Regions from separate parts of the Homo sapiens genome. Here regions 2 and 3 are each linked to region 1. The links are chromatin contacts, found by Hi-C or POLR2A ChIA-PET in ENCODE. All regions are on one chromosome and are shown on one strand. The core of a region is the stretch at or near the end of the contact, and the rest is flanking DNA. Distances in the headings are between cores, read along the strand shown.

Region 1 (4,115 bases), core at 1,090-3,589:
AATGGGAGAGGGAGCTGCTGGCTGCCACACACCCCCATTCATTGGGCTGCAGATGGTGGGACTAAAAGAGCTGTTAATACATCTCTATTTGCCTGGTGTCTCCAAGTGTTTGGGCACTACTGCATCCCCCTCGTCTGGACACCAGAATCTGCTACCAGAGTCACTTGCCATACACCCAGGCCATCCACAAGCCCTACATGGAGCCTGTGACTGGGCCAGCACTTGGAACAGCCAGCCGGGCCTCCAGGCTTGCTCACTCACTCACAAACCGACTCCTCGCGGGCTGAGCATGCAGTCATAGTGGCCACGGGATCTGGGCGGGGATGAAAGACAAATGCATTCTGCCAGGCTGAGTGGGCAGGGCACCTCCTGCAGCCAGCCCAGGGCTGGAGGTCTCCAGCTGGCAAAGCGGCCCTGAAATAAATCCTGTGTCATGTGTTAAGAGAATAAAGCAAACTGGGGAGAAGGCAGGTGAGTGTGAGTGAAATTTGGCAAACACTGCACTAACATGAAAAATCTAAGAAATCTTCCCACCAAATGCTAGCTCAGGACACTGTTAGCACTTTTATTAAGGACTTTAAAACATGTTGTGGATATAAAAGGGTACTCCATTTAGAGCTACTAGTGTTTCCTCACTCCCCACTATATGAGACCCAGCTGGGGCATTTCTCTTTCACCTCCAGCTGCTCCTTCTCATTGAGCTTAAAGACCATCAGCTGGGCCTGGAGGCCATGCTCCTCAATTGAGTTCCTGTGTGGCCAGTAATAGGCAAACATGGTCCCTTGTCTCAAACCCGGCCATGACTAGGGAGTAAATGTGCACTTGGGCAGGTTAGTTAACTGCTGAGCCTCAGTTTTTTAGTCTGTGAAATGGATATCATGCTTACCCCCTGGAGTTCATTCATTCAATAACTTACTGGGCAGCTATTATGTACCAAAAACTGGGAATGAGGCGTTAACAATATAGTTTCTACCCTAGCAGAGCTAATTTCAGGGCAGAAGAGACAGACCCACACATAAAAATTTTAATAGCCAAGATGAGTTAGACATTCATTACATTTTATAAGTATGAGACAGAAAAATAGGGGTGACCTTTGGAATATACTTAAAAAGTAACATATAAATGAGACCCAGAGGGCCAAAAGGAACCTGCTGTCTAAATGATGGGGTGAAGAGCATTCCCAAGTAGAGGGAACCCAGCCGGCAGAGGTGGGAAAGAGGTCATAAGAAAGGACTTAGGCAAGGCAGGCAGTGGTCCGAAGCGGGTGAGGGGAGAAGACTTGTTAAAGAAATTGGATTTTATGCAATGATCAATGGGACCCCACTGAGGGCTTTAAGAAGGGGAGTCCGATTTACATTTATTTTTTTGAGACAGAGTCTCGCTCTGCCGCTCAGGCTGGAGCGCAATGGCGCAATCTCGGCTCACTCCAACCTCTCTGCCTCCCAGGTTCAAGCAATTCTCCTACCTTAGCCTCCCGAGGAGCTAGGATTACAGGCATCCACCATCACGCTCGGCTAATTTTTCTATTTTTGTAGAGACGGGGTTTCACCATGTTGCCCGGGCTGATCTCAAACTCCTAACCTCAAGTGATTCAGCCGCCTCGGCCTCCCAAAGTGCTAGGATGACAGGCGTGAGTCACCGCGCCCGGCCTTCGATTTGCCTTTTTAATACAGCTGTGTGCTCCAACTCTGCGGAGAATGGGTTGAAGACAAAGGAAGTGAGAGGGCTCTTGCTGAAGGCGTTGGGGACGGAGCAGATTCAGAACGTGAGGAAGTGACGGCAGCAGCTGCTAACCTTACTGCGTGCTCATTTGGGGCCGGCCAGGCACGATTCGAAGCGCCTCACCAAGTGTAAACTCGCTTCACCCTCAGGACAACTCTATACTACGTACCGTGACCGTCCTCCTATACTGGGAAACCGAGCACAGAAAGCTTAAGCGCCTGGCACGTGGTGGGCGCTTTCCTACTCACTTTCTGGGACCACGCACCTGTAAGCTTAGGTCTGGGAATAAAAACCCGAGCAGGGGCCCCTAGCGCCGCGCCCCGGCAGGACACAGGTCTCCGCAGCGCCCGTGCGCGCCCCCTGAGGCGCTGTGATCGGAGGAAACCGAGGCCCCGGGGCCGAGGCGACCCTGCCCCATCTTCCCGGCCGCGCCGCTTCCTCGCGGTCCGCCTCCAGCCCTGCCGGACCCCAGCAGCCCGCGCACCGCGACTCGGCCAGGAGCAGGATCCCGGGCCCGACCGCAGCCCGCGAGAGACCGCACCGAGTCCGCGCCCACTGCCGCCCAACACGTACCTGAGGCGCACAGAACCAACGCTTGCCTCGGATCCCGCCCCTTCGGCGGCCGCCGCGCATGCGCGCAGTTCAAACCCTGGCGGCAGCGGCTTGTGCCTCGAGGCCCGGCCCCTTCCCCTTCCGGAGAGCCCACCGCTGGGTCCTAAAGCCCGCCGGGTGTTTACCCAGGACGGGGCTGGGGAAACCTGGTCTCTCCTAGCTCTTGGCTTACTTCCTGGAGACTTCTTAAAACGAGAGGAGAACCAGAAAGGCGTCCCCTAACTTCGCTCTAGTTAACTAATAGCAAGACTCACCCTCTTTACAGGATTCTCATGGCTCAGGCTCCCAGGGCTCCATGCAGCGGCGTTTGGTTTAAAGTGGAGAGAGGATACGCTTAGGTTAAAGGCAGCTGCAAGGAGACCTGTGTCCTGGGAGGGGCTGGGTGCAGACTTTGAAATCTGCTGCAAAATAAAAAGTTAAATGAGTTCCCATTGGACTCAGAACCTCGAATGTCTGTTCCTTCTTCGCAACAGTTGCGTTCTCGTAAAATCTTCTGAGAAAAGGAACTCGCCCCACGTTCCTTGCCTTTAATAAGGATGTTTGCTGTGGGATTTGGGCTCGGTGCTGTTTATGGTATTTATTCTTGGAATCTCTTTCACACTAGGCATCTCTTCCAGAGGACTGAGTGAAATACATCTGTGTAAATATAACGGCTCGTTTCGTTCTTTCATTGAAGATCTACTTTGTGCCAGGCACAGTGCTAGGTGCTGGGATTATCTTGAGGACATAACAGATGTAGTAGCTGCCCTAGGAGCTCGATCCCAATGACTTGCTGATCTGAACGAGAATCCTGGACTTGGCTCTTTTCGTTTGGTTCTTCTTGTTTGTTCACAGTCTTTTTGTCTCCTATAACGTTTAGCATAGTGTCATAGATCTAAATGATTAAAAGTAACCTATTGCAAGATGGAGGGAGAGAATGAAATAAATCATGAACCAGGCATTGAACCAGCACCTAGAAGCGCTTGGATTTCCAGCCGCGCTCAACGAGTTAAGGGACAGTCAGGGGGTGGAGCCAAGTGCTGGGGGCAGGCCTGGGCGCCTCACTGCCAGGGCGGCTCCAAGGAAACGTAATTAAACAAAGACTCTGGCCAATAGCCCTGCGGGATTAACGCGAGTGGCTGGCAGGTTGTCCAATGGGAGGAGACGTCGGAGTTGCGCGGTGAAGTTCGGCTTCCTGAGCCGCGGTGGGCGTGGCCGCGGTAGGCTGCCAGCCAGGCTGGGAAAGCGGTGGTAGCTGGTTGGGTTGCTGGGGCTCGGTTGTTGTAGTCGCGATGTTCTTCTCCGAGGCCAGAGCCAGGTCGCGGACGTGGGAAGCCAGTCCCTCGGAACACAGGAAGTGGGTGGAAGTAGGTTTCCGGAGGGCGACTGAGCCTCGGACTTCAGCTTGGCCTGGGCCTCTCGCTTCCTCTCCCGTGTCTGGGTCTCACTCTGCCGGGTGTGCAGATAAGACCTGGGCTGCCTGTCCAAAGGGTCGTGGTTAATGACTGATCCTGGAGCTGCAGGGCTCCTGGCTCCCCGTCCAGGACTACGGCTACCTCCAAGTTCCATCTCCTTTCTCTCTATATAGTCTATTAATGGTAACCTTGAGTCTGCATCTCTCCCGCCTTTCAAAGCCAGCCCCTTTGCCTCACCTTCCTAACTCCAGGACTGAATTTTGGGTAGAATTTATCTCAGTGGCCTAAATGAATTAATTTGCGTCACCTAGCGGTTAACTCGTTTGCACTTTGAGGGAAATTTCAGCCCATGTTTAAGAAAATTTCAGTCCATCTTTAAGATTTCTT
Region 2 (4,504 bases), core at 1,891-4,390, 3.2 Mb before region 1:
CACTTGAGGTCAGGAGTTTGAGACCAGCCTGGTTAACACGGTGAAACCCCATCTCTACTAAAAATACAAAAAATTAGCCGGGCGTGGTGGCGGGCGCCTGTAGTCCCAGCTACTCAGGAGGCTGAGGCAGGAGAATGGCATGAACCCGGGAGGTGGAGCTTGCAGTGAGCCGAGATTGCGCCACTGCACTCCAGTCTGGGCAACAAAGCAAGACTCCGTCTCAAAAAAAAAAAAAAATACAAAAATTAGCTGGGCGTGGTGACACGTGCCAATAGTCCCAGCTACCGGGAGGTCAAGGCAGGAGAATCGCTTGAACCCGGGAGGTGCACTGGACTCCAGCCTGGATGACACAACAAGACTCCATTTCAAAAAATAAAATAAAATAAAATAATAAAATAAGATAAAATAAAATAATATTAAGAAAAAAAAAGAACTTCATCCAGCTCCTGTTCAGAAGTGACCACACACACACTGTCTTCAGCATCCCTCCCAAGTTCCCCTGGTCCATTTCTCAGGCCTCATCTTCCTGCCCATCTCCATCTTACCGTGCCCTTATTTACGGTGTTCTTCCCTTTTCACCCTCTGAAACTTCGCACCTGTTTTCGCCTTTGCCTGGAATGTTGCCTCCTTCCCCCACTGAACTCCTTCCTACTCATCCTTCAAGATCCTATGCCACAGTCTCCCCAGTCATGCAGCAAAATGGGACAGATTGCCATCTTCCTTCCCATTTCCCTCTCAGCTCTCACCCCACGTTTCCTTTTTTCTTTCTTTTTTTTGTTTTTGAGATGGAGTTTTGCCCTTGCCGCCCAGGCTGGAGTGCAATGGCGCGACCTCGGCTGACCGCAACCTCCGCCTCTCTGGTTCAAGCGATTCTCCTGCCTCAGCCTCCCAAGTAGCTGGGATTACAGGCATGCGCCACCATGCCCACCTAATTTTGTATTTTTAGTAGAGATGGGGTTTCTCCATGTTGGTCAGGCTGGCCTCGAACTCCTGATCTCAGGTGATCCGCCTGCTTCGGCCTCCCAGCGCCCAGCCTCATCCCGTGTTTCTAATCAATGGCTTGTGTCCATTTTCCTCTGCCACACACTGGGCTCTCGTGTGTTTGCCAAAGGAGTGAGGGAATTCCAGGAACCCTCCTGAACCACCCAGCCTCAACTGGTCTTTCAGTTCCTAAGAACAGCAGGACATTTAAAGTCGATGCCTGTAATCCCTACTGCTGACTTCAAGTATCAAGTTTATAGTTGCTGCCCCCATCCCCTTCGTTTTTACTCCCTTAGCCGCCTTCTTTTTTTTTTTTTTTTTTTGAGACGGAGTCTCACTCTGTTGCCCAGGCTAGAGTGCAGTGGCACGATCTCAGCTCACTGCCAGCTCTGCCTCCCAGGTTCACGCCATTCTCCTGCCTTAGCCTCCCAAGTAGCTGGGACTACAGGCGCCCGCCACCACGCCCGGCTAATTTTTTGTATTTTTAGTAGAGACAGGGTTTCACCGTGTTAGCCAGGATGATCTCAATCTCCTGACCTCATGATGTGCCCACCTCGGCCTCCCAAAGTGCTGGGATTACAGGCATGAGCCACCATGCGCAGCCTCCCTTAGCCTTCTTTTATCCATCTTGTGCCTCGGCCCTAGGGGTCCTTGCTATGATCTTCCCTTTATCCAGCTTTCCATGTCCCCCCCAGGAGCCAGGCATTCTAAGCCACAGAGCTGACCCTGGAACCTGTCACCACTTACCTTCTAGGCTCCCATGGCCTATGAAACTCGCAGTACCCTTGCCTAAGGCATGCAGTGCCCGTCCCTAGCTGGCCCCCTGGAGGAGTCCTGTTTCCCACCCATCGTCTTTTCCACTCTCCATCCATCCGTTTTCTCTACCTTGTTAAAGAAAAAAACTAATCAGATTCTCGTTAAAGATGGCAGGGAAGCCAGGCGGGGTGGCTCAGGTCTACAATCCCAGCACTTTGGGAGGCCCAGGTGGGAGGACAGCTTGAGGCCAGGAGTTCGAGACCTGCCTGGGCAACACAGTGTAGTCCCAGCTGCTCGGGAGGCTGAGGTGGGAGGATCAGTTTAGCAGGGGTGTTCGAGGCTGCAGTGAGCTATGACTGCACCATTGCACTCCAGCCTGGGCAGCATAGAGAGATCCTTGTCTTTCTTTTTTTTTTGAGACGGAGTTTCTTAATGTAGGCCGGCCAGGGTGATCACATACCAAGCGTGGAGATATTCTTGACAGCAGGATTCTGGCTAAAACTGGACTAAGAAGGCCAAGGACAGAGCCCAAGGTCGGGGCCTGGTCAGAAAGAGGTCTCGGAGGAGCCTGACTCAAGTGTGATCAAGGGAAGTCTTGGTCACCCGCTGGCAACTTGGCTTTTTCTTGTCTCCCAGCCTCAATTCAAGCTCATCCCCCTTCCCTGCTCCATCAAAATCTCCTTGATTTCCAAGGCCAGCTTCAGTGTCTCCTCTCAAACTTTTCTGAGCCTTCCCTCCACGGGAATCCATTTTTCCTGCCTGGGCCTGGGGAGAGAAGTCCATTTCTCCTTCCCAAACCCAGAGACCATTGAGGCAGGAAAGCTCCCTGGCTGCCCCATAGGGCAGGGCAGGGTAGGCGGGGTTTAGTGACTCCCCGGCGCCGACGCTGACCCGCACCCCTGAGGAAGGGGTCTCCGGGGACGGCCGCTGTTGTCGCTGTCGCCTCCAGTCCCCGCCCCTTCCCCCCTCAGTGAAGGGGACCTAGAGTGAGAACTGGTGGTCACGTCCTACGCCTAGGAGGGCCCCTGGGTGTTCACCCACCCCCCCGGGGGGCCCCATCCTGGGCCAGGGTCCGCTTCCTCGAGGGAAGGGGCGAATTCCTGGAAGGTCTCCTTCCGGGCGCAGTTGCAATGGATTGCCTTGGGGGTGCTGAACCCTGCTGGGGGTACAGAGACGTTTCCGAAACTCAGCGGCTCGGTCGCCCCCAAAGGCCAGGCGGAACACACGCCCACACCGCGGCTCCCTTCCCGAAGTAAGACCGCCGGGCCACGGCCGCCCCCAGGAAGCCCCGCGCCCCGCACCCCACACCCGGGGACACAAACAGGCGCCGGGTAGCCGCGAGGGCCGGCGCGGCGCCTTTAAGAGGCGGCGGGCGGCGCTGCCCCCTGGCGGCCGCCCCGCCGCTTCCTCGCCGCCGCGGGCTCAAGCGGGGCGGCCGGGCCAGCGCGGGGCGGCGGCGGGCAGGGGCGGCGAGTGCGCGGGCGCTCGCCGCCGCCCTTCTCGGCGGGCAGCGCGCGAGGACCAGGCCGAGGAGGAAGTGGCGGCGGCGGCGGCGGGTGAGGATCTCTGGCCGGGCCGAGTGGCCGCGTGCGCCCCGCCGGGGTCCAAGCGCGCCCAGGGGTTACGGCCCGGCTGGGAACATCAGAGGGCGAGGACCCGGGCGGGAGGAGGAGGGAGGAAGGGCTCGGAGGCCGCGCTTCTGCCGCCGCCTGAGGGCGTGTGGCTCGGGCCCGCGCGGCGGGAGGGCGGGCAGGGCGGGGGCGGTGTCTGCGGAGGCCCGGCTTCCCCTCCTGCGGGCCCTGGCCCCAGCTCCGACTCAGACTCAGGCTCAGCCGTGCCCCAGCCTCAGCCGGCAGGCCGGGCGGCGCGGCGCTCGCGAGCCGGTGGGCGGGCGGGCGAGCCCGCAGGCGGCGGGGGCGTGGGCGGTGGCAGCTTGGCCCAGCCAGTGGCCTTCCGCGCTGAGCGCCGCTCCCTCCTCCCGGCCGCCCGCCGCGCCCCGCCCCGCTCCGCTCCGCGCGGCAGGACTGCGCGCCCCAGCTCCGATCCCCGTTCCGCGTCCCCGCCGCCGGGAGGAGGTGCCCACTCGCTCGCGGCGCGCGCCGGCCGCCAGACTCGGCCTGTGGGCGATTTCCTCCGGACCCAGGCTCCCCGCCCGAGGAGGAAGATGCAGACCTTTCTGAAAGGGAAGAGAGTTGGCTACTGGCTGAGCGAGAAGAAAATCAAGAAGCTGAATTTCCAGGCCTTCGCCGAGCTGTGCAGGTAAGGAGGGACGCGGCGCCGGCGCCCGGGGACCCCCGGCCCGAGCCCGGTGACCCCCGGCCCGAGCCCGGTGCAGCCTCATTAGTTGTTTTGGGAGATCGGAGCCAAACGGGAAGAAGCGGCGCGCGGGGAGACTGAGTCCGAGCAGCCAGGTGGCGGTGGCGGCCGCCGGCCGCGTTCCAGGGAAGCGGTGGCCGGTGCGGGCGAGGTGGCACGGACCGGGGCGTTCAGGTGCACTGTGACCCGGCTGGGGAGGCCCCCAGCAGCCCAGGGCGCGGTGGGAGTTCTACTGAGGGTTGCGGAGGGACCTGGGAAATCGGGGCATCCACGCTGTGGGGTAAGGGCTTGAGGGTACTTTTGGACCGGAGTGTTTTTCTTCCTTCGTCCCCTTCCCTTTCATGAAGAAAGGGCACCCACGTTTGTGGACCACCTACTATGTGCCCCGCGTGTGCTCGGCTCTTGAGGCTGTCATTGCATATCATGAGGTTAAGCCCAGTTGAAGCGAGTA
Region 3 (4,408 bases), core at 871-3,370, 3.2 Mb before region 1:
TCATTTTTTTCCCCAAAGGAAAAATTTCTGAATCATCACTATGTTGCACAGTAGAATAGAAATATGAATTCAGGTACTTAGTCAAGTTTCTAAAGAATGCAAATAACAGACATGATTTAACTTCCAAAATCTGAAGTCATCAACATGATTTTGTAGTACTCTATCTCAGGTTTTACCTAAAAATTCGTTATTATTCAGATAAAGATAGCTCCCTAATCACATGTTTTTAAAAAGCCTCTGCCCCACGACAACTTCCTGAGATCTGTGAAGAAACTGCAGTCTTGTGATCAGACTCCATATAGGACTGGCAGTTTTGTAATCGTAGGGAAAAAACGGTGACTGATTTTACGTGTCAATCAGTTGTAGTCTGCTGATCTGATTAGAAGCCTTGACAAATGCCTGGTGGCGATTGCAAATAACTGCCAAGCATATAGGGATGATACAGTAGCCCACTGTTTTGGGATCAGCTCTTGTACAAGAGTATAGGAACAAAAACATCTGTAAGTAAGGTACCAGAAAAATAACTGTCCACACCCAAAAAGGCAAGGAGAGTAATTGAGCTTTCAAGGAGTGTGTCCATGTGGTTCCTTCAAGGGGCTCCTCAGGGTGCTGTTGAATGTGTTCCAAGGCCAGCCTGTTGTAAGTCTCACTGATTTCAAAAACATAGTAAAATGCTGCTGCACTGGCTAACAGATACAATCCCACTCCAATCCATCCCATCCGCTGACGGAAGTTCATCATTCTCCATGCTCTGTGCCTTCAAATTAAAAAAGAAAATACAATTAGGGTCTAGTAATGCTGTCACGGCAACTACTCCAAATGTACTTGCTTTATCTCCAAGAATTCTAGGCCGGGCGCGGTGGCTCGCGCCTGTAATCCCAGCACTTTGGGAGGCTGAGGCGGGTGGATCACGAGGTCAGGTGATAGAGACCATCCTGGCTAACATGGTGAAATCCCGTCTCTACTAAAAATACAAAAAAAATAGCCGGGCGTGGTGGCGGGCACCTGTAGTCCCAGCTACTCGGGAGGCTGAGGCAGGAGAATGGCGTGAACCCAGGAGGCAGAGCTTGCAGAGAGCCGAGATCACGCCACTGCACTCCAGCCTGGGCGACAGAGCGAGACTCTGTCTAATTAAAAAAAAAAAAAAAGAATTCTAAAATATCCCACTAACACACTTAAGATTTAAAATAATTAAATTAAACACCTATTAAGAAATGTAAAACTTACAGGTTGTTTTGTGTAATACTTACAATCAAGTAAAACAACACACACAAAAAAACAAAAAACCATTGATTTCAGTATATACTGAGTTCTGCTTTTTAACGGGAATCCCTCAGAATAAATCACTGCATCCTACTTAAACAGGTCCATAATACCCGCCCTCCAGAAACTGGAATTAAACTAGTTTCTCACAGCACATTTCACTTTGACAGGTGAAACACTTTCTGGCATAACAGTACTGCTTCAGACGTGAACGCGGGGTGCTACAAGTCAAGCCCCCAAGTTAAGACAGTAACTCCTAAGCACTTACAATGGTCCCGAAAATCTTCCTGTTCCCACGGCAAGCGTTAAAGAGTCACTCAGCTCTGAATAATCGGGTGGCTTTGGCATTTCAGAGAAAGCCAACATAAAATAAATCCCCTGGGTCACCCGGCTAGGAGAAAGGTGAGCGCCGCCAGCCTGGAGCACCAGCTACTAGTGATTAAGAACGGCGTGACTGCGGCGGGTCACGCGCGGCCCGGCCCCCGTCGCCGCCGCCGGAGACCCGCTCTGAGAACCTGACCCGGCAGGGAGGCGTCCCCGCCACTTGGGCCTCCGGGCGGCCGGCCCCGCCCCCTGCCGCGCTGCAGCGCCGGCACGCCGCGACCAAGGCTGCGCAGGCGGCGCCAGGCCCGGGCCTCGCCGCCTTGCAGCGCCGCGAGCCCAGCGCCCGTCAGCGGTCGCCGGCGGAGCCTGCTTGCAAAGCTGAGGTCCCGGATCTCACCTTCCTGTCCCGTGGTGGCCAGCCCGCCCGCCGTCCCGGATGCCGCCGCAGTCGGAGCTTCCGGCTCGGGCCGGAAGCGCGCGCGCCCCGCCCCCGAGGCCCGCCCCTCATGACGTCAGATCGCCCCCGCCCGCCGCGCAGCTTCCCCGAGCGAGACCAAAACAGGTGGAATCCGGGCTGGAGCCGGAGCTCCGGCGGCGCGGGTGGCGGCACGTCCCTCCAGGTGGGTGGCTCTCTGGGTCTGGCGACTCAGCGCTCCTCAGCCTTGCCCCCTGGTGCCCGCTCGCGACTGTCATCGCCCCATCACTTCTCGTTGCAGACAGTACCACAGGCACCTGGAGTACCGGCATCGGTCGCTGTGGCCCCCGAGTGTCCGTCAGAGCCTAGGGGAGCCTGCCCTCCCGCGCCTCGTCGGGGCCCGGCCAGGCACCTTGGCCGCCGGCGCACGGACGCGGGCACGAGCACTAGATCACGGTGAGTGGAAGCGGGCCCGACGCGGCCCTGCAGGCCCGACATCCGCCAGGCACCAGGGCTGGGAGGGGTGAGGGGCGCGCGCCGCAGTGCGGCTGCCCTGGCGTCGCCGCTGGGGGCAGGGCGCGCGGGGCTTGGGGCCTGCACGCTTGCCCTGGACGTTGGCACCTTTAGCTAACCTGTCTGCTCTGTCTTGCAGGCTGCTGGACCTCGGCACGTTGACAAGATTTCTCTGGGGTACCGCGGAGGATTACTTTGAATTTCGGTGGTCGCCTGTGGTCTGGCATATTTAGAACTTAAGTCTATTATTTCGGGCACCATGACTTTGAGGCTTTTAGAAGACTGGTGCAGGGGGATGGACATGAACCCTCGGAAAGCGCTATTGATTGCCGGCATCTCCCAGAGCTGCAGTGTGGCAGAAATCGAGGAGGCTCTGCAGGCTGGTTTAGCTCCCTTGGGGGAGTACAGACTGCTTGGAAGGATGTTCAGGAGGGATGAGAACAGGAAAGTAGCCTTAGTAGGGCTTACTGCGGAGACTAGTCACGCCCTGGTCCCTAAGGAGATACCGGGAAAAGGGGGTATCTGGAGAGTGATCTTTAAGCCCCCTGACCCAGATAATACATTTTTAAGCAGATTAAATGAATTTTTAGCGGGAGAGGGCATGACAGTGGGTGAGTTGAGCAGAGCTCTTGGACATGAAAATGGCTCCTTAGACCCAGAGCAGGGCATGATCCCGGAAATGTGGGCCCCTATGTTGGCACAGGCATTAGAGGCTCTTCAGCCTGCCCTGCAATGCTTGAAGTATAAAAAGCTGAGAGTGTTCTCGGGCAGGGAGTCTCCAGAACCAGGAGAAGAAGAATTTGGACGCTGGATGTTTCATACTACTCAGATGATAAAGGCGTGGCAGGTGCCAGATGTAGAGAAGAGAAGGCGATTGCTAGAGAGCCTTCGAGGCCCAGCACTTGATGTTATTCGTGTCCTCAAGATAAACAATCCTTTAATTACTGTCGATGAATGTCTGCAGGCTCTTGAGGAGGTATTTGGGGTTACAGATAATCCTAGGGAGTTGCAGGTCAAATATCTAACCACTTACCAGAAGGATGAGGAAAAGTTGTCGGCTTATGTACTAAGGCTGGAGCCTTTGTTACAGAAGCTGGTACAGAGAGGAGCAATTGAGAGAGATGCTGTGAATCAGGCCCGCCTAGACCAAGTCATTGCTGGGGCAGTCCACAAAACAATTCGCAGAGAGCTTAATCTGCCAGAGGATGGCCCAGCCCCTGGTTTCTTGCAGTTATTGGTACTAATAAAGGATTATGAGGCAGCTGAGGAGGAGGAGGCCCTTCTCCAGGCAATATTGGAAGGTAATTTCACCTGAGTCTCAGGGAACCACGAAGGGATATGGCAATGAGTAGAGCATGAAGGTAGAACAGTCTATATACTCTTGTGACACATACAATCCCTACCTTGTGCTGCCAAGTAACTCATTTTTGTGCAATTCTCAGTATAAGCCCTTTGTCGTTTCTGTGCCTATTTAAAGTCTCCTAAAGGTGTAATTGACTAGGAAGGATGTAGTTCTACACTGCCATTTACCTATTTAAATTCATCCTTGTGAATATCTTTGTTGTTGTTGTTGAGACAGAGTCTCGCTCTGTCACCCAGGCTGGAGTGCAGTGGCGTGATCTTGGCTCACTGCATCCTCCGCCTTCCAGGTTTAAGCTATTCTCCTGCCTCAGTTGCCCGAGTAGCTGGGACTACAGGCATGTGCCACCACGCCCAGCTAAGTTTTGCATTATCAGTAGAGACGGGGTTTCACCATGTTGGCCAGGCTAGTTTCGAACTCCTGACCTCAAGTGATCCACCTGCTTCGGCCTCTGAAAGTGCTGGGATTACAGGCGTGAGACACTGCGCCCAGCCTCATCCCTGTGAATTTCTTATTGTACACAAGTTCTTTCA

What was found. Hi-C counts contacts between places; a loop is a spot of excess contacts on that map. ChIA-PET counts read pairs that join two places held with the same protein, here RNA polymerase II (POLR2A). Pooled maps may share reads with other maps.
Region 2: a map of CD4-positive, alpha-beta T cell shows a loop between it and region 1 (14-fold over the local background). The contact joins the promoter of ITPK1 here to the promoter of TDP1 in region 1. A Hi-C loop is called at or near these places in 3 of 168 maps with a recorded cell type or tissue (B cell, CD4-positive, alpha-beta T cell and CD4-positive, alpha-beta memory T cell) and 7 of 50 pooled maps.
Region 3: a map of CD4-positive, alpha-beta T cell shows a loop between it and region 1 (7-fold over the local background). The contact joins the promoter of MOAP1 here to the promoter of TDP1 in region 1. A Hi-C loop is called at or near these places in 2 of 168 maps with a recorded cell type or tissue (CD4-positive, alpha-beta T cell and CD8-positive, alpha-beta T cell) and 8 of 50 pooled maps. POLR2A ChIA-PET finds 5 or more read pairs at or near these places in 1 of 52 experiments (Caco-2).

The regions. Positions count from the first base shown.
Region 1 is chr14:89,954,151-89,958,265 of GRCh38, reverse strand. It overlaps TDP1 (tyrosyl-DNA phosphodiesterase 1), which reads right to left and starts at 2,339. Exons shown (of 17, transcript NM_018319.4): 1 at 2,296-2,339; 2 at 1,466-1,688. It overlaps EFCAB11 (EF-hand calcium binding domain 11), which reads left to right and starts at 3,536. Exons shown (of 6, transcript NM_145231.4): 1 at 3,536-3,680. The coding sequence starts at 3,606. RefSeq lists enhancers at 1-281, 3,307-3,807 and a silencer at 2,012-2,241.
Region 2 is chr14:93,114,561-93,119,064 of GRCh38, reverse strand. ITPK1 (inositol-tetrakisphosphate 1-kinase) reads left to right here and starts at 3,140. Exons shown (of 11, transcript NM_014216.6): 1 at 3,140-3,293; 2 at 3,760-3,996. The coding sequence starts at 3,902.
Region 3 is chr14:93,182,609-93,187,016 of GRCh38, reverse strand. It overlaps MOAP1 (modulator of apoptosis 1), which reads left to right and starts at 2,120. Exons shown (of 3, transcript NM_022151.5): 1 at 2,120-2,207; 2 at 2,304-2,458; 3 at 2,655-4,408. The coding sequence starts at 2,775. The coding sequence ends at 3,830. LYSET (lysosomal enzyme trafficking factor) reads right to left here and starts at 1,700. Exons shown (of 2, transcript NM_001098621.4): 1 at 1,532-1,700; 2 at 1-757. The coding sequence starts at 1,611. The coding sequence ends at 346.